Linked DNA regions of Homo sapiens: region 2 is linked to region 1. A link is a loop called in an ENCODE intact Hi-C map of the cell type or tissue named here. Cell type or tissue: PC-9. All regions are shown on one strand. Links, peaks and the distances in the headings refer to the core of each region. The heading gives the core; the rest is flanking DNA. Region 1 holds the start of LINC02707 (long intergenic non-protein coding RNA 2707). Region 2 has its middle 21 kb from the start of ABTB2.

What was found. A loop is a pair of places that touch in the nucleus more often than their neighbours do. Peaks named below come from ENCODE experiments on the same cell type or tissue, not always from the same donor. Only the 100,000 strongest peaks of a DNase experiment are listed, where the experiment ranks them.
Region 2: it touches region 1 in a loop (2.7-fold over the local background); 2 of 110 quality-filtered maps call a loop at or near these places.

The regions. Positions count from the first base shown.
Region 1 is chr11:34,565,596-34,575,644 of GRCh38, reverse strand. It overlaps LINC02707 (long intergenic non-protein coding RNA 2707), which reads right to left and starts at 4,750. Exons shown (of 3, transcript XR_931181.3): 1 at 4,642-4,750; 2 at 1,179-1,312. In PC-9, for the core only: no CTCF peak of the experiment used is centred there; a DNase peak (open chromatin) is centred at 4,804; H3K4me3 peaks cover 427 bases; H3K27ac peaks cover 1,396 bases.
Region 2 is chr11:34,374,340-34,384,388 of GRCh38, reverse strand. No RefSeq gene overlaps it. Among named protein-coding and RNA genes, the nearest start is that of ABTB2, 21 kb to the right of the region's middle. In PC-9, for the core only: no CTCF peak of the experiment used is centred there; DNase peaks (open chromatin) are centred at 3,538, 4,628 and 5,128; H3K27ac peaks cover 2,540 bases.

The sequences.
Region 1 (10,049 bases), core at 1,580-9,579:
CAATAACCATCTATTGTATGTATATACCTCATTTTGTTTAGCCATTCACCAGTTGATGGACCTATTCCTAGTCTTTTATTTCTTTTCTATCATGGGCGGTTGGAATCAGGAAGGGGAGGTGATAATGTGGGCGTTTGATCTGACACTTTAGCTAAAATAATGCTGCCAAGTATTAATGAAAGCTTTATCTTACCAACCAGACAGCAGCCTGACTTTCATTTTTCACATCTGTTTAGAAAATAAGCTCTGTGACAAGTCCCCAGTAGAGTCACCACCAAAAGGTTGTAGTCCATTCCATCAGTGTCACAAATCAAATTCTCTTTCTCTTCCCCGGCCGGGGGTCTCTCAATCAGTTGAAGAAACCCCCAAAAAATGCTTGGAAAGGCAATCCCAAATTGTTTGGAATAGCACGACTGTTTGCTTATTAGATAAGTATGTTTTATTCCCAAGAGTATTTATAATTAAGTATAGAACTGATAAATTATTTCAAATCTATAGAATAATATATTATCCTAAAGAATACTGTTAAAGAATATTTCATGTTAGGCCAGGTGTGGAGACTCATGCCTGTAATTCTAGCATTTTGGGAAGCCGAGATGGGAAGATCTCTTGAGCCCAGGATTTCAAGACCAGCCTGAGCAATACAGAGAGATTTTTTTGTAGAGATACTGTCTCTACAAAAAAAAAATGCATGTTAAAGATGCTAAGGGATAATTTATATATACTTAGTATTTTAAGAGCATATGATCTCATGCTACAGAATCTCACACTTTATGCCCTAAAATTGGAGGCAAGTAATTTTGAGACATGGGCAACATCCAGTTTGGAGAATTGGCATGAAGAGATAAGTATACATTCTTAGGTGTCACTGTTCATTTTCAAAACATCCCAGGTAGATACAATGTGGTCTGTAGAAAAAATAAAAGGTTATGAGATGCCTCTGTGTCAGAATTTGCTAAACAGATTAATCCCCAAGTCAATTCCTGGAACAAAAGCTTTGGGGAGGTTACATTAAAGTGCCTAACTCAGACTCTTGAATTTCTTAAAAATATAAAATCTGAAGCACTTCTGGAGAAGATGGTGCATACTTCCCTAAAGTCCAGCCAACAAGGTTAATGAAAAAAACAAGCCCCCGGGAAAAGAGCTTAAGGCAAATTCTTATTTTAACCCAACCTTACCTTTTGGCACTACTGGGCACAATGCTAACCGTCCTTTGTTCTGATCTTGGAAGAGAAAGTCTTTCCTCTGCAGCTTTCTTGGGATCCCCAGGCGACGGGGGATTCAACCCTTCTCAGGAGGCTTCTGTGATCATCTGGGACATGGAGGCAGCAGAACTGAGTGGAAGATTTCCTGGACAAGCATGTTCCAGGCGCCCCTGCCTAACCAGGTTTGGGCATTATCCCCAGTTTTGCACTAGTGTTATGCGTTTGATTCCTGCAATGTCTGTCCTCTCTCATGACAGGAAAGACACAGGTCACTTCTTGCATAAGGCTACAAAGGGTCATACTCTGTAGGTTTCTAGCACTCTTTCCATGGTCCCCAGGGGCTGAGAGGCAAGTCTCTTGACTTAAGGATAAAATAGTCGCTGGGAGATGAATGGCCCTGCAGTGAACAGAGATCTTAATCATCTACAGGTTTTGTGTACAGCAACCACAGTACTAGGCTTTACCGAGAGACAAAGACCCAAGAGCACAGTGGAGGGCACACCAGCAAAACAGATCAGCAAGGCAGAGAGGCCCGGAAGAAAGGCAGGGCGCAACATGTTAGTCGTCAGCATATTGGTCAGGTGATTAAGGTAAGAGTTCCTAGGAAAGACAAATGAAAATATCGATGTTGTAGTTCGGGTAGGAACTGTGAAAGTCTTCCCTTTCTGGTCATATTCATCACCCACAATGTGACCATCCCTGTAACAGTCATCATATAATCAGCATCATCATCAGTGCAGATAAACTAAATGAGTGACAATATGCATCATGCTATTCATCACGCCCAACACACCCATCCCTGAAACCATCATCGCAGCCTCACCATCTTTACCTTCATCAGCACCAGAATGTCTGAGGAAATGTAAATTCATGCATCATGCTGTGGTCTTCCACTAAAAGGGGAAGAAAAATCTAGATCCATCCCAGCCCTCTAGGAATGTGTTATTATCATTACTGTTATTATTGGCTAAAATGTATTGATGCTTACCACAGGCACAGTGTAAGAAACCTTACAATAACCTGTAAGGGGTTAATGCCCTCATATTACAGGTGAGAAGATAGATTCAGAGAGGTTAAGTGATGTTTCCAAGATCACAGAACTAAGGAGTGGTGGAGCTGGGATGTGGACTCAGGCTGTTCGGCTTTACAACCCACACACCTCACTGGGATATAATATTGCCTCCTACAGCCTCCTCCAGTGGTCTGCAAATTGGAGTATGTACAGGAGGATCCACTGAGGGGAAGATGAAGATATTAGAATTGCTATTCATTTTTAATTCTCACTTCATACTTTTAGTTTCTGTTTTATAATATACTTAATTTACCAGTGTGATAGAGTACATAATGTAATTTATAAGTAAATAATTTATATTGCAGAAAATAGTAAGGGTACATGCTTAATTATCTACGGATAGAAGTGTGCAGCCAAAACAGCTAGGAGGCTGGGCACAGTGGCTCATGCCTCTAATCCCAGCTTTGGGAGGCCAAGGTGGGCAGATCTTCTAAGATCAAGAGGTCAAGACCAGCCTGGCCAACATGGCAAAACTCCATCTCTACTAAAGATACAAAAAAACAAAAAAAAAATCCAGGCATGGTGGCAGGTGCCTGTAGTCCCACCTACAACTCAGGAGGCTGAGACACAAGAATCACTTGAATCTGAGAGGTGGAGGGTGCAGTGAGCCGAGATCGCACCAGTGTACTCCAGCACAGGCAACAGAGACTCTGTCTCAAAAAATAAAAATAAAAATAAAAAAAAAGCTAGGAGACCCTTGGTCTGGAAAAAACTGACGTGTCCAACCCCATAGCTAGGCAAATGGAAAATTATATACAGTGGATCTGAGATTACCTCTGGACAAACACAATCAGTGTATACAATTGTGAATCCTGGTATGATGTTCTGCAGAATTAAAGTCTTGGTTTCAGCAAGTGACAAAAATTATGACATAACTTTCTTAATGGCCCTTCTAAGTTTATCTGACAAATTGATCTCACTAGTCTATGTATAATAGAATGATCCTATTATTATGGTATCCGTGTTAGAAACAGTAAACATGGATTAGTTGTCTGATACATTTTTAAATTAAAGAAATACAGTTTCTTCCCTTTCTAAAACCCTTATGAAAATGCACCTAATTGTTCTTCATTTAAAAAGTAGATACATGTTTTAAAGGGAATGCTTACGTTTAGGACATACATCGTGCAATACTGAAGTCACAAGATGTCTGAGACATGCTTCAAAATAAACTGAAGTCAGAGAGCAGATGGGAACCAGAAGAGGCAGAACTGACCACAGGTTGATCACTGTTGAGGTTTGGAGATAGATATTTAGGGTACATGATGTTATTCTGCCAACTTCTGTGTATGTTTTAAGTTCCATAATAAATAGTTTAATATTTAAAATATTTTTTAAACTGTCACAACTTGATTTTTTTTTCTCTTGAGCACTGTCAGAGCCCACCTCCCAACTGAGAAAGGAGAGGCATGATCTAATGTGGATTTCACAGAATTTATAGTGTGCCCTTTCCTGCCTTCACGAAATGTGTTAAATGTGCATACATCATTTGCTATTGTGTTAGAATCAATCTCATCCTATAAATACAATTAATAGGGGGAAAAGAGGATCTGATTGAAAAAATCATTATATAGCTGTACAGGGAAAAATTAAGGAAGGAAGCAAATCTCATGTATCATTGAATCGAATGTCCTTTGAAGACATTTTTCCACTAATATTGTTGGTGTGGGTAGCAATGATAGGACTTTTCACACATACGGGGTCATATATGATCTCTCCCTCCTGTGGTTCTTTTTTTTTTTTTTTTTTTTTTTTTTGAAATGGAGTCTCACTCTGTTGCCCAGGCTAGAGTGCAATGGCACAATCTCACAATCTCGGCTCACTGCAACCTCCACCTCCCGTGTTCAAGCGATTCTCCTGCCTCTGCCTCAGCCTCCTGAGTAGCCGGGATTACAGGCACATGCCACCACATCTGGCTAATTTTTGTATTTTTAGTAGAGATGGGGTTTCACTGTGTTGGCCAGGCTGGTCTCGAACTCCTGACCTTAGGTGATCCACCCGCGTAGGCCTCCCAAAGTCCTGGGATTACAGGCGTGAGTCACCGCGCCTGGCCTCCTGCGGTTCTAAAGGCTGAGACCATTGACTTAGAATCTGAGTTAGAATCTGAGTGTCCGCACTCAGAGGGACAAGAAGCTGTTTGGAGGACCCCAGACACGTTCAAGGGAAACACAGTGAGATGCAGACCAGAGTTCCCATAAGAAAAAGAAACCAACAAATGGTGACTGCTCTACCACTGGAATTAAACTGTGGAGCAATTCACCTACATCATCACTAAACAGTGCAGAGAAGACAAGGAACAGTGGGCTCGATGACAGCCCAGAGCTACTGAAAAAGCAAGAAATTGCTCCCAAAGGAAACACCCACCTGTGGGCCATACCACCGCTCCAAGAAACAAGAGCCAGATGCCAAGAGGCCTCAGGGAAGAGTCCTTCCAGAGTTCAGCCTCCAAGCACTCTTCAATCCTTTGTGTTCTGAGTAAGAATTTCCACACTAAGAGCTCAATTCCAATTACACCCCAAGATAGTATCAAAATGATAGGTAAATACAGTCCCAGCTTTCTGGCCAGGCAGCCAAAGCACACAGTGCCACAGGGGAAAAAATGGGCTGATTCAGATCTCTTGTGGTTATGACGTCTTCTTGGAGAGCAGCTGAAGGCAGCCGCGAGCAGTGTTTGTCAGGTGGTGCTACCAGGAAAGCACTGATGAGAAGCACAGGCGCGCTTATTGTGACATGGGCTTTCCTAGGAAGGGAGAAGAGGCAGCCATCTCTCAGTGATGTTTGAGATGAAACAAAAGAGAGTTATGGATGAGCCAGGGTGATGTGAGAAGCTGGAGTCCCTGGGTCCAGCTGGAGTCTGTGCAGTGGCAAGAGTCCTAGATTCACAAAATCTCAGAGATGGGAGAGGTTTGACTAGTGTCAACTCTCCCCCAGGTAGGGGAACCAAGGGGCGGTTTGGGGTGTGGCTTTAGATTCCCCATAATCTCAATTAGCAACCCTCCAAGTCGCCCCAAATAAACACACACTCTAAAGGAAAGAACAGTGCTTGATCTGCACATGCTGTTTCAAGGAAAATTCCCGTCACCCCTTATGAAGAGATCAGCACCCCTATGCCTCTCCTACATAGGAATTTTGGAAGCTTCTCTGCCCTTCCCACCCTTCCTAGATATCTAATACTTGAATCAGCCCTACCAGTAGTCAACATCCTTTGAGATTAGAGCTTCACAGCCCCTGGTGGAAGCCCACTCCATCTGTGAATGGCACCTTCTGAACATTTTTTTCCTAACCATTTGGTAATACAGATTATGAGCCTGAAAGGTTCACATTCCTTATAAACCGGTAATTAATTTCTTGATTCTGCACAGAGGAAGTGCCTCTCAATATGATAAAAGTTCAACACAAAAATATGTTTTCACAACACTGTTTAAAACAGCAAATATTTGGAAACAACAGAATACTAATAATGGATGGCACACCCACTGGATTCTATAATCTTCAGCCATTAAAAATGATGTTCAAGGCTGGGGCCAATGGCTCACACCTGTAATTCCAGCACTTTGGGAGGCCAAGGTGGGCGGATCACCTGAGGTCAGGAGTTCAAGACCAGCCTGGCCAACATGATGAAACCCCATCTCTACTAAAAATGCAAAAATTAGCCAGGCATGGTGGCATGCACCTCTGGTCCCAGCTACTTGGGAGGCTGAGGCAGGAGAATCATTTGAACCCAGTAGGCGGAGGTTGCAGTGAGCTGAAATTGTGCCACTGCACTCCAGCCTGGGCAACAGAGTGAGACTCTGTCAAAAAAAAAAAAAAAATTCCTATAGAGAATATAGCAATACAAGAAGAATGTAGAATACAAAAACATGTTTATGATGCTGAAATGTTCAAAGAAACCAGTACACTAAATTCAATATTCATTAGGCTCCATTCATATTTTTAAAGGAAGGAAACCGATTATAAAAACGACTAAAAATGATCCCACTTATAAGAGGCGCCAAGAATGTCAAATTCATAAAAACAGAAAGTAAAATGGTGGTCACCAGGGTAGGGGGAGGGGAATGGGGAGTTATCATTTAATGGATATGGAGTTTCAGTCTGGGGTTATAAAATCTGGAGATAGATGGTGGTGATGGTTGCACGGCAATATAAATGTACTTAATGCCACTGAACTCTACACTTAAAAATGGCTACAATGGTAAATTCTACGTTACATATATTTTACCACAATTTAAAAATGCACCTAAAAAATGACTAGAAGGAAATAAACCAAAAGTTAAGAGAAACTGTATTTGCGTAGACTTTGTTTGATGGTTTTTGCTTTGTTTTGCTTTTTTCCTATTTCTAATTTTCTGTATTCTCTAAACTGTCTACAAGGAATCAGTTTAGTTGTTCTTGGAAAATCCAATAGGTCTTCTTTTTAAAAACTAAGTTCAACATGATATTAAATAAAATAATGTCTAATGTCTTTCTACATGTTTTTCAGGGCACTAATAGCACAATTTCCTCACTTAGGTTAAATATTTTGCCTAGCTTGATTACCCTGCCCATTTTACAGGGGAGGAAACTGAGCCTTATAAAGGTCAGGTAACCTCCTGGGATCAGAGTGTGTTGGCAGGAACAGTTTTGAGAATGATAACCATCAAAACCTCAGGCCATTTTTTGCTGAATGTGGCCAGCATAGACCACCAGGATTCAGTTTGCCCTTGGACACAAGTTTCTTCAAGAAGGAAGAAATCCATCTATTAACTGGGATTCCAACTAGCCTCTACCTTCAATTATTTTTTTAGCTTTCATGATAAAGAAACTTCTGATTTTTTAAAAACTATCTTGAATTTAATCCAAAAAAGTCAATTTCTTGATGGATCGTATAGCCAACTAATAAACTTCAGCAAACTTCTAAAGTTTCTGCTTTTCAAGATTAGGGCACTGGGGACTTGAAACTCTGGATCATTAAGGACTCAAGCGCAAGAGGTGGGACACACTGAGGCAGGAAACTTAGACTCAGCTATTTTGGAATAGTTTTTTTACGGCAAGGGCTAGTAGTGGTTTAATATTATAATTTCATACACGTTCATCAATTAGAATATGAAATTACCCAAAGCACCCATTTCTCCCACATTCTGATTATTTTTTCCTTTAAATAAACAAGCAGAGAGTATCCAGAGGACTTATATCTTAGGCTCTGAAAGGTACAATGAAGATGATCCCACACCTGTTGGTGTTCTAGGCATCACTTTTCCTAGTCCCCCTTCATTCTGATTCCCAGCTAACTTTGAGTTGCCTTTATTGCCAGCTCAGTGACCTGAAGAATAAAAAAATCAGGTAGTTCATGCCAGACACAAGAAATATTTATAAGCCCTTTGCTAAATCCCCTGAAACAAAGAAAAGCAATTCTAGTATCCAGCACCTAGTAATTAAGGAACAACGCCTCATTAGTAACAGAGGGAATATAGAGCAATGAGAGGTCTCAGCCCAAACTCCTGCCGAGCCTAAGAACCAGCTGTGTCAGCGGAGGAAACAGATACCAGTGAGTCAGTCATACTTAGTATGCACTGACAGCCATCAAATTTAGAGGGCATTTTGTGAATCCACATGGGATTGTCTTCTGGGGCTCCAAATCCCGTGGAAATCACAAGAATAAGATGGAGCCCCTTGGAAATAGTTAACTCCAGAGAATTCATAGCAAAAGGCCTAACCAGGCATAGGGAAGCAGCTTCATTGCAAATGTCAACTCTGACCAATGGGGCCATGCAGGATGCTGGATTGCAATGGGTCTGAGTCTATGGTCACAGAGAGGAGAAGTGGTGTGCACCCTTGTGAACGTGTCGGGAGACAGGGGCTGGCAGCAACCATGTCAGGCATTTATTTGCCATCTCTGGCCCAAACTGTCATGAAAATTTCTCTTCCAAAAAGAGACTGCCCAGGCAACACGAGTCTTAGGCAAAATTGAGAAGAAGATAAAGTTCACTTTTAGCAGACCTCGCTCACTTTCTTCTAACATTCCCCTTCTCCCAGTCTCCATCACCCAATTAACTTTATGTTTTCTCACTAATATCTCAGCCCCTCCATTTTCTCCAGGGAGCTAATGACAAACAATGATTTGAAGAATGTACATCTTAAGGGAATCAAAATGTCCATCCAACGAGCTGGTGCGTGGGCACGGGGACCACCAGATGGTGAGAGGAGAGGAAAGGGATTCTCCTCACTCCCAATCCCATCCCTCCCCCACGGATGTCTCTGACAGAAATCCCTGAATCTGAAAAAAAGGAGAAATCAGTGTTCCCACTGCTTCATCCCACCAGCCCTAACTCTGGTTTCCTTCTGTTACCAGCACAAATACAAAGAGTTTTCCACAAAATCTCAGGAACAGTCCCAAGACCCACGTTAGCCTAACTAGAAGCGTCACACTGGGCCCAAGAAAGAAGTCACGTGACACTTTTTCTGGGTTTATTGCCTTCCTCCAATAACTACCACTAATTCACCTACACCATCCCTTCTCTCACCCCAGACCTGGCTCAAGGTGCCAAGAAAGATAGAAGGATAGAGAAGGAGAAATTCAAATAATGGAGGAAGAACGGACATTGTGTGGCCAACACTTAGATACCAGCCTTCTAAGGGACTTCCATGTGTTCCATTTGACTCTGTGCCATAGACAGATGCCCCTCAGAACCTCTCTTTCTCCTCAAAGTCCCAAGGATTGGCATCCCAAGCATCTGGCTTGCGGTCTCTGGCATCCCTGCCCAGGACTCAGAAGCCCACTGCACACAAACAGGTACATCTGCAGGTGGAAGAAGGAAGGGGATGCACACCCAGAAGCCATCTTTATTCCTCGTCAAGAGGAAGGACAAAGCAGGCTTGGACAAAGGCAGAGGAATATAGACTAGGCTCTCCCTACCTCATGTCTGGGGTAGTACTCTGTCTGACCCAAAGGTGAGACTCCAAGCTTATTGCTATAAAATCTAGATCCAAGCCTAGCAGGCTGAGCTCACTAGAGTAGAGTGCAGTCTTTGTTCTGGCTGCGTATGCTCAATTTGCTTGGGAAGCAGACCCAAGGTCACCCGAGGACACTTTCTATTCTGTTCTGAACCAAAGGAGTTTAGAAGCTACCCTTGCAAACCTCTAGGTCTCTGGACCCACTTCTCTGCCCCCAAACATAGCTAGGAAATTTTTTAAAAATAATGAATGAATGTTAAATAAATGGGTGAACTAATAGCTAACTCAGGCCCTTCAAGACCATAGGCTATCCCCAGAGACAAGCTTCTTTGACTAAATCCTCAGCTGGGAAGGATTAAAGGCCGGTCACCCCACCCTCTGCATGGAGGCAGCTGCTCTCAGCAAGCCTTCTTATAGCTAAGTTAGACTCACCAAGGGATTCTCTGTTACCTCCTACCCAGTCTTTGTCCACCCAGTCAGGACATGGTGCCTCTACTGGGCCAGCCAGCCCAGCACTCATCTGGCCAGCCTGGCTACTCCCTCTTCCCTGTGCCCACCAGGGAGAGAAAGGCAAGTACGTGGCACAGGTGAATTGCAAGGACTGACTTCAGTATAAATCATGGGTCAGTCATTTTTGGCTGAAAAACTCAGCAAGTTACTTAATTCCTATGTGTCTCTGTTTCCTAAACTGTAGTCAGGGGATAATGACATCTACTTCATTGGTATTAGACTCCCTTCACTAGAATGCAAATGTCACAGAAAGGGGCTGCCAGGATGCTTAACCTCAGGGCACACCATTCATAAGGTGGCCCATGTATGTGGCTCCCCCTAGAGTTGTGTGC
Region 2 (10,049 bases), core at 1,383-9,382, 190 kb after region 1:
GATGGTTTTGCAACCTAAGGCTAATGGTAGCCAACCATTAATGTGACCATCCCTAGACCTGAAGGGACAAGGAAAAGATGTGATTCCTAGAAGGAGAGAAAATTAAGTAGATTCTGCCATGTTAAGAGGAGCAGTGACCTTTAGTGGAGAAACCCAGTCAGCCAGAGGTAATATCACATTAGGAGCCAAGGGAATATAAGCCTTAACACCACTCTCTTTTCCTCCCTACAATCTCCTGCTGTGTCTCCCCATCAGCCAGGCCCAAGAGGAAGTCAGAGGGGAAAATTGCTCACAGATCCACACAGGTCAGTCTCCCAGATCAATGTCAGATGGTGGCTAGATCTAGGGGACAAATAAAAGATGCCCAGCACATGGATCTTGACTGAGATGCTTGCTGCGTTATTATTACACTATACATTTTTTACTGTAAGAGATTATAGTATAAAAAAGAAAAGGGAGAAGAGAAGGTAGAAAGGAAAGAAGGAAAAGGAAGGAGAGAAGGGAAGGAAGGAAGCAAGCAAGGAGGGAGGAAGAAGGGAGGGAAGGAAGGAACTAAAAGAGGAAAAATTAAAAAGAAAGTGAATAGAAAGGAAAGAAAATAAACCCGACCAACTAGCTCCTGCATTATGTACTAGTAAGAATCTGATGGATTTATCAACTGAAAAATAGTAACCAAAAGTCTGAATAAATGGTTGTCATCAAATGTTTTTGTCAAGTCAGTAAAATAATACAGCAATTTTTTTTTTTTTTTAGACGGAGTCTCGCTCTTTCACCCAGGCCGGACTGCGGTGGCGCTATCTCGGCTCACTGCAACCTCTGCCTCCTGGGTTCACGCCATTCTCCTGCCTCAGCCTCCCGAGTAGCTGGGACTACAGGCGCCCGCCACCACGCCCGGCTAATTTTTTGTATTTTTAGTAGAAACAGGGTTTCACCATGTTAACCAGGATGGTCTCGATCTCCTGACCTCGTGATCCACCGCCTCGGCCTCCCAAAGTGTTGGGATTACAGGCGTGAGCCACCGCACCCAGACTAATATAGCATTTTTAATGCTATATATTGCATTTCTTAACCTATGATGAATCTTAGACAATGGTCTCCATTTTTTAGTCTTATTGTCTTTCTTTTTAAAGTCACCAGAAATTAAGTAAAGGACGTATAACATGCTCAGAAATGCTATGAACAGGTACCCACAATTGGGTGGGTCTTTGATTTTGTTTGCCTTCCTGTAGTGTTGGAACCGTACTTCAATGTTCTGGGTAAAACTAGAGCCAGGAAAATGAACTATGCGCACATAGTTCATTTTGAAATGCAAAATGCAAAATGAAAATGTGCACATCAATTAGGAATGCTTTGGCTGAAAGTGAAAGACAATCTGGCTAACTGTGGTTTAACACATAGGGATTATTTTTCTACCTATTAAAAAAGTGATATAGGCAACTGCTGGCGTTGATTCAGTGACCCCATAATTTCAGGTCCAGCATCTCTGCAGTTCTTCTGTTCTCTTCCTCCCAATCACAAATGACCAAGACATCACCAAGTATAAAGATTAAGGCACCAGAGGCAGGTAGGAGGAGGCATTGCAAGGTACAAGTGTCAACATTTTGCTTTTATCAGAAAAGCAAAAGCTTTCTCCACAAACCACCAACAGACCACTGCCCACATCTCATGGTCTAGAACTGTGCCACCCCTAGCTGCAAGGAGGCTGGGAAAGTGAATATTTAGTTTTCTCAGCCTTTATAGGGAAGTTGGCAAGAGATAAGAAAACTGGAAACAGCTATTAGTGAAGCCAGCTAAGCTTTAATGCCTAAAATATTCTCCCTGCAACGTCCAAAATATCTACCATGAAAATGAATTCTTTGGCATTAAAAATAACTTTTAGAAGGCATCTATTTACATATACATGTTTCCTGGAAGGATGATGTAGCAACACACTGGTGCCCATTATCATTTTAGCATTAATTTATTTCTGAAGATTTGCTAGTATTTGCCTAGTACAAAGCCAAGTGTTAAGAGAATAAGATAACTAGGCTTCAACATAGTAAAAATATGCCAGGAAAATTCCAGACACCATCAGTGAACCTTATTAGTTTCAATAAGCAGGTGAAGGCATTACATTTAGCAAGTAGGCAGGGCAGGAAACACTAAAATACATTTCACCCACTGCATTATGTCTAGGATCAGCCTCAAAGCCAGCTCCTGAAGGGCATAGCAGATTGCATCTAATATGTGCCATCAAAACTGGCCCACTACTCCTTTTCAGCCTATCCGGAATCAAGCAGGCATGAAAAATGGACATCATGGAGATGTGATGACAGAAGGCACATACCTAGATTTCTTTCCTCATAGTACAGTGGTTGTTAAGAGCACAGAGTCTAGAACTAGCTAGATTCTTGGGCTCCAAATCCTGGCTCTACTAGCTCTATGACCTTATCAAGTTACTGACCATCACTGTGCTTTGGTTGCCTCATCAGTGGAAAAGATCATAGGGTTGTGATGAGAAAAACAAGTTAATAAATGTAAATAAATATGCATGGTGCATAGTAGGTACTATATAAGAGCTGGCTGCAAAAAATAAGGCCTTTCTCCTGTGATCCCATTAGTATTATGCTTTCATATTTATATGTTTTTGGTAAAGTCTTCCTTTTCTTCTTTTTCTTATATAAGAACAACATAGTTTCACTACAAAGAACTCAGAAAGGACAGGGAAGCAAAATAAACTTTTTCAAGAAAAAAAAATCCACAATCCCTTTCCTCAAGGGAAAACCACTACTAACATATCATATTTCACCCATCTATGTATTTTTATTTTTGCAATAGTGTTCTGTAACACATCTTTTTAAAATTTGACAATATATTATGGACATCTTCCACATCTAGAAATATATTTCTACAGTGTCTTTTTAGTTATCACAAAGTATTCTGTTAAATGAGTATTTCATACTTTACCTTGCCAATTTTCTGCTGTTGAATATTGGCATTATTTCTGTTTTTGTTTGGTTGTTTTTTGTTTGTTTGTTTGTTTTTGTTATTACAGATAGCACTGTGATGAACATCTTTAGAGCTAATTTCTAGTGCATGTCCATAATATTTCCATAGGATAAATTCTCAGAAATAAAATTGCTAGGTCAAAAATCATGCGTATTTTTAAGGCTTTGATGAGTGTGCTTCAATTGATCTCCAGAAAAAAAAAATGCATCCAAGTATCCATTCATTTCCTTACCCCTCTTGAAAATACTATTATTTCTGTTTCATTTACAGTTTTCCTACAATCCTTACTAAGATCCCCAAACTTGATGGTGTCTTTGATATAGCACCCACAACACACAAATCTGTGATTTCTATGTATTATTTACCCTCAGCCCTTGGCCCCTGACCTTTCATCTTAGCTGCATCTCGAGGACTTCCTCTGGTGGACTGGATTTTTACCATGATGTATTTTATGGTGGGATTGTCAACACATCAGATGGACGATGTGATTGTCAACACATACCCTGACTAATATCTAAGTCTTCTGACACACTTTTATGTGCTGCTTACTCAATTACTCAACATTTACTCATCACCAGCTGAATTTGTGAACTACATGCTAGGGAAGCAAAGATGAATAATAATAGTCTTTGACCTAGAGGATCTTCAGCTAAAGGGAGGCAGATAGGTAAAAAGATAAATCACAATGCAATGGGAAATATGCTTTTAAAACATTTTTATCCCATGTCATGATAGCAGAAATTGCTATGCAGTTCATTCATTTATTTCCATAATACATAATAGGTCCAAGCTCTATACTTTCATTTTCAAAATTTATTATTTTTTTATAACAAAGCAATACATGCTCATTTCAGAAAGATCAGAAAATGTAGACAAACAGGAAAAAAACGCTACTTTTAAACTGTAATCCCATCTGTCTTGTCACCATTAGCACTTTCATATATTAAGTTGTTTTCTACTTTTTTAAAACAAAAGTTAGATCAAAACACACATGTTGGCTGGGAGCAGTGGCTCATACCTGTAATCTCAGCAATTTGGGAGGCTGAGGCAGGCAGATCACTTGAGGTCAGGAGTTCGAAACCAGCCAGCCAACATGGTGAAACCCCATCTCAACTAAAAATACAAAAATTAGCTGGATGTGGTGGTGCATGCCTGTATTCCCTGCTACTTGGGAGGCTGAGCCAAGAGAATCATTTGAATTCGGGAGGTGGAGGTTGCAGTGAGCCTGGGTGACAGAGCGAGACTCCGTCTCAAAAACAAACAAACAAAAAACATTTCTGTGATTTGCTTTTTTCACCTAATTATCATAAACATATTTCAAGACAAAAGATATATTTCTGCATCACTTTAAATGGCTCCATATTATTCCACTATATGGATATTTACTTATTTTTAACAATCTGCCATTGTTAGACAGTTACATGTTTATATCTTTTTATAATTACTAACAATACTGCAATTGATTTTGTTGCTAAATATTTGTGCTCATTCTTATTTCTTTACCACAAATTCCAATAAGTTAAGTCATGTGATATTTGAAATGCTTTTCTCATAGTCAGATTTAGAGGCAATGGCTGTAATAGATATCTCCCAGCTCAGTTGCTTTTTGTGGCTTTGGGTTTCAGTCCTACCTGCTAAAGATTAAACTTGATCAAAGGTGCATGTTCTAAGTGACATTAGCAGTGTAGTAATCTAGGAGGTCATAGCCCTTGTCCTGCCACAAAAAAAAAAAAAAAAAAAAAAAAAAAAAAAAAATTTCATAAGCTCCATAGACAAATATAGCCCCAGGAAAGCTCTGGAGTACAATTAAGAAGATGCAGCAATCTAAAAGAACTGAGAACACCCACATAGAATACGGTAGGAAGCGTTTTGCCTGCATTCACCTCATTCCCCAGACAAGCAGAGCCCAGTGAAGAAGAATTTCTTCTGCTGTGAGTCCCCCAGTTGGGAAAAAAAGAGAGCAAAAGGACTTGGCAGGCTTCACCATCGAGGACCCCAGCAGTCATTGTGCTAAGGCCCTGCAGTCTTTGCCAAGAGTAACCCCAGCTGCCAGAGTCACCCAGAGCCCATCAAGCTACTTCCTCATGCCAGCCACAGATAAAGGTCTTTCCCTACCAAAGACAGTCTGTAAAGTTTGAAAGAGGTGACTGTTTCTTCAAATGCACAGACACCAATAGGGTCATATCTTAAAGATATTGTGGTTTGGGTTTCAGACCACTGCAATAAAGTAAATATGCAGTAAAGTGAGTCACACAAATTTGTTGGCTTCCCAGTGCATATAAAATATGTTGATATTATACTGTAGTCTATAAAGTGTGCAACAGCATTATTTCCAAAAAACAATGTACATATCCTAATTTAAAAATACCTCATTGCTAAAAAAAAGGCTAATGATCATCTCCTTGATCCACGGGCTGCAAAATAGATGTTGTGTTAGCAGGCAAAAATCAACTTTAAGGCTGGGCATAGTGGCTCATGCCTGTAATCCCAGAAGTTTGGGAGGCCAACGTGGGTGGATCACCTGAGGTCGGGAGTTCGAGACCAGCCTGATCAACATGGAGAAACCCCATCTCTAGTAAAAATATGAAATGAGTGAGGCATGGTGGTGCATGACTGTAATCCCAGCTATTCAGGATGCTGAGGCAGGAGAATCACTTGAACCCAGGAGGCAGAGGTTGCAGTGAGCCGAGATTGCACCATTGCACTCCAGCCTGGGCAACAAGAGCAAAACTCCATCTAAAAAAAAAAAAAAAAAACCAATTTTAGTTTTCTTATCTATCTCCATCAGAGAGAGATCTTGGGTGACTAAGCACATTGTCAATGAGCAGTAATATTTTGAAAGAAATATTTTATTGTGATAAGTAGGTCTCAACAGTAGGATTAAAATATTCAGTAAACCATGCTGTAAACAGATGTACTATCATCCAGTTTTGTTGTTCCATTTTTAGAGCACAGGCAGTGTAGAGTTAGCATAACTCTTAAGGGTCCTGGAATTTTCAGAATGGTAAATGAACACTGGCTTCACCTTAAAGTCATAAGCTGCATTAGCCCCTAATGAGAGAGTCAGCCTGTTCTTTGAAGCTTTGAAGCCAGGCATTGACATCTCTCTAGCTATGAAAGTCCTAGATTACATCATCTGATAGAAGACTGTTTCATTTACACTGAAAATATGTTGTTTACTGTAGCTACCTTCATCAGTGATCTTAACTAGATATTCTGGATAACTTGCTACAGCTTCTAAATCATCTTTTACTGCTTCACCTTGCACATTTATGTTATAAAGATGACCTATTTCCTTAAACCTCATGAGCCATCTTCTGCTAGCTTCCGACTTTTCTTCTGCAGCTTCCTCACCTCTCGCTGCCTTCACAGAATTGAGGAGTGTTAAGTCATGGCTCTAGGTTATGGCTTGGCCTAAGGGAATATTGTGCCTGGTTTGATCTTCCATCCAGACCACTAAAACTTTCTTCATATCAGCAGAAAGTTTGTTTCACTTTTTTTAAAATATCATTTGTGTGTTCACTGGAGTATTACTTTTAATTTCCCTCAAGAACTTTTCTGGACAAGGCATGGTGACTCATGCCTGTAATCCCAGCACTTTGGGAGGCCAAGGCAGGCAGATCACCTGAGGTCAGGAGTTTGAGACCAGCCTGACCAACATGGTGAACACCATTTCTACTAAAAATACAAAATTAGCTGGGCATGGTGGTACATGTCTGTAACCCCAGCTACTCAGGAGGATGAGGCAGGAGAATTGCCTGACCACAGGAGGCAGAGGTTGCAGTGAGCCAAGATTGTGCCACTGCACTCCAGCCTGGGTGACAGAGCAAGACTCCATCTTAAAAAAAAAAAAAAAAAAAAAAAGCTTTTCCTTTGCATTCACAGCTTGGCTGTTTGGCACCACAGGCCTAGCTTTTGGCCTGTCTTGACTTTTAACATGCTTTCCTCACTAGGCTTAATCACTACTAGGTTTTGATTTAAATTAAGAGACATGCAACTTTTCTTTCACTTGAACATGTAGAGTCCATTGTAAGGTTATTAACTGACCTAATTTCTATACTGCTGTGTCTCAGGGAATAGGAAGAGAGATGTCTCAAGGGAAGAAAGAGAGATGAGCGAGTGGCTGGTTGGTAGAGTGATTGGAACATACACAACATTGCCGTGGCTCATGCCTGTAACCTTCCACTTTGGGAGTCTGAGGAGGGCAGATCATCTGAGGTCAGAAGTTCAAGACAAGCCTGGCCAACATGGCAAACCCCCGTCTCTACTAAAATACAAAAATTAGTGGGGCATGGTGGTGCACACCTGTAGTCCCAGCTACTCAGGAGGCTGAGGCAGGAGAATCACATGCTGAGGATTTCTCAGCAGAAACCTTGCAGGCCAGGAAAGAGTGAGATGTTATATTTAAAGTACTGAGAAAGAAAAAAAATTGTCAACCAAGAATATTATACCTAGCAAAACTATCCTTAAAAAAGAAAGAAAGATAAACTTTTTTTCAGACAAACAAAAATTGAGACAGTTTGTCACCACTAGATCTGTCTTGTAAGAAATGCTTAAGGGAGTTATTTAAATTGAAATGAAAACATGATAAACAGCAACATGAGAGCATATGAAAGCACATATCTCACTGTCTATATATTCAGTAAACCATGCTCTAAACAGATATACTGTCATCCAGGATTTATTGTTCCATTTATAGAGCACAGGCAGAGAGTGGATTTAGCATAACTCTTAAGGGCCCTAGGATTTTCAGAATGGTAAATGAGCATTGGCTTCCCTTTAAAGTCATGAGCTGCATTAGCCCCTAACAAGAGAGTCAGCCTGTTGTTTGAAGCCAGGCATTGACTTCAGGTAAATATATAGACAAATACAGAATAATGTATCAATGTAATGGCATTGCATAAATTACTTTTAACCCTAATATCAAAGTTAAAAGACAAAAAATATTTAGAATAAATATAACCGGGGCAGGTATGGCAGCTCATGCTTAAAATCCCAGCATTTTGGGAGGCTGAGGTGGGTAGATCAGTTGAGGCCAGGAGTTCAAGACAAGCCTGGCCAACTTGGTGAAACCCCATCTCTACTATAACTACAAAAATTATCTGGGTATGGTGGCACACGTCTGTAATCCCAGCTACTCAAGTGGCTGGGGCACAAGAATCACTTGAACCTGGGAGGCAAAGGTTGCAGTGAGCCACGATCATGTCACTGCACTCCAGCCTGGGTGACAGAACAAGATTCTGTATCAAAAAAAAAAAAAGGCACAACTATAACCACAAATACCTGTTAATGGATACACAATATAAAAAGAAATAAACTCTGGCTACAAGAACAAAAATATGTATGTATGTGGCAGGGGCAAAAGTGTATAGTTTTTGTATGTAATTAAAGTTAAATTGTTACAAACATAAAATATGCAGATATAGCTACAAGATATTCGATTCCAGCTTTGAGGTAAACACAAAGAAAAAAAATAATAGGTGCACAAAAGATAAAAAGAAAAGAATCCAAGTAAATCACTGCCAAAACAAAGAAAAAATCACCAAATAACAAAAGAAGATAGAAAGTAAGGAAGAGAACAAAATAACTGCAAAACAAGCAAACAGAAACAACAAGATGGCAATAGTAAGTCCTCACTTACCAATTTACTTTAAATGTAAAAGGACTGCAAGAGACTCACTTTAGATTTAAGGACACACATGGGCTGAAAGTGAAGGAATGAAAAAATATATTCCATGCAAATGGTAACCAAAAGAGAAGAGGGTTGGTTATACTTATATCAGACAAAATAGACTGATATAGACAGATAGATAGATAGATAGATGATAGATAGATAGATAAAACTGTTTCTAGAGATAGATGAGGTCATTATATGATGACAAAAGCACAGTTAACAGAAACATGTAATAATTATAAATACTGTACACACTCTACATCAGAGTACCTAAATATATATGCACATATTGACAGACCCAAAAGGAGAAATTAACAGCAATACAATAATAGTAGAACTTTAATATCCTTCTTTCAATAACAGAACATCCAGATTGAAAATCAATAAAGAAACTTGAAAAGAAAACTAACTTGAACAACACATTAGACCAAATGGACCTAACAGACATATATACAGAACTATCCAACAGCAGAATAAACATTCTTCTCAGGTATACACAACGCATTCTCCATGATAGATCACATATTAGTTACAAAACAAGACTTAGCAAATTTAAGAAGATTGAAATCATTCCAGGCATTTTTTGGACCACAATGGAATGAAACTAGAAATCAGCAACAGAAAGAAAATGGGAACATTCACAAATATGTGGAAATTAACAATACACTCATGAACAACCGTTGGGTCAAAGAGGAAATCAAAGTTAATTTTTAAAATATCTCAAGACAAATGAAAATGAAAACACAACATACCAAAACTTATGAGATGCAGCAATAGCAGAACTTACAGGGTGGTTAATAGTGATTAATATCTATGTTAATGAAGAAAATCTTGAATAACTCACCTAACTTTAAACTTTGAGGAACTAAAAAAAGAGCAACACTAAGCCTAAAGTTAGCAGAATGAAACAATAAAGATTAGAGCAGAAATGAATAGAGTAGAAAAACAATAGAAAAAATCAACACAACTAAGAGTCGGGTTTTTGAAAAGATAAAATTGACAAACCCTTAGTTAGACTAACAAAGAAAAAGAGAGGGGAGAGAGAGAGAGACTCAGATAAACCCAGAAATGAAAGAGGAGACATCACAAAGGGTGCCTCAGAAACAAAAAGGATTATAAAAGACTATTATGAACAATTATATGCCAACAAATTGGATAACCTAGAAGAAATCAATAAATTCTTAGTAATATACCACCTACAAAAACCGAACCAAGAATAAATAGGCTGAACAAACAAATAACAAATAAGGAGATTGAATCAGTAATAAAAAAATCTTCCAACAAAGAAAAGCCTAGGACCAGATGGCTTCACAGTGAATTATATCAAACATTCAAAGAAGAATGGTGTATATGTGACACATTTTCTTACATATACACCATGGAATAC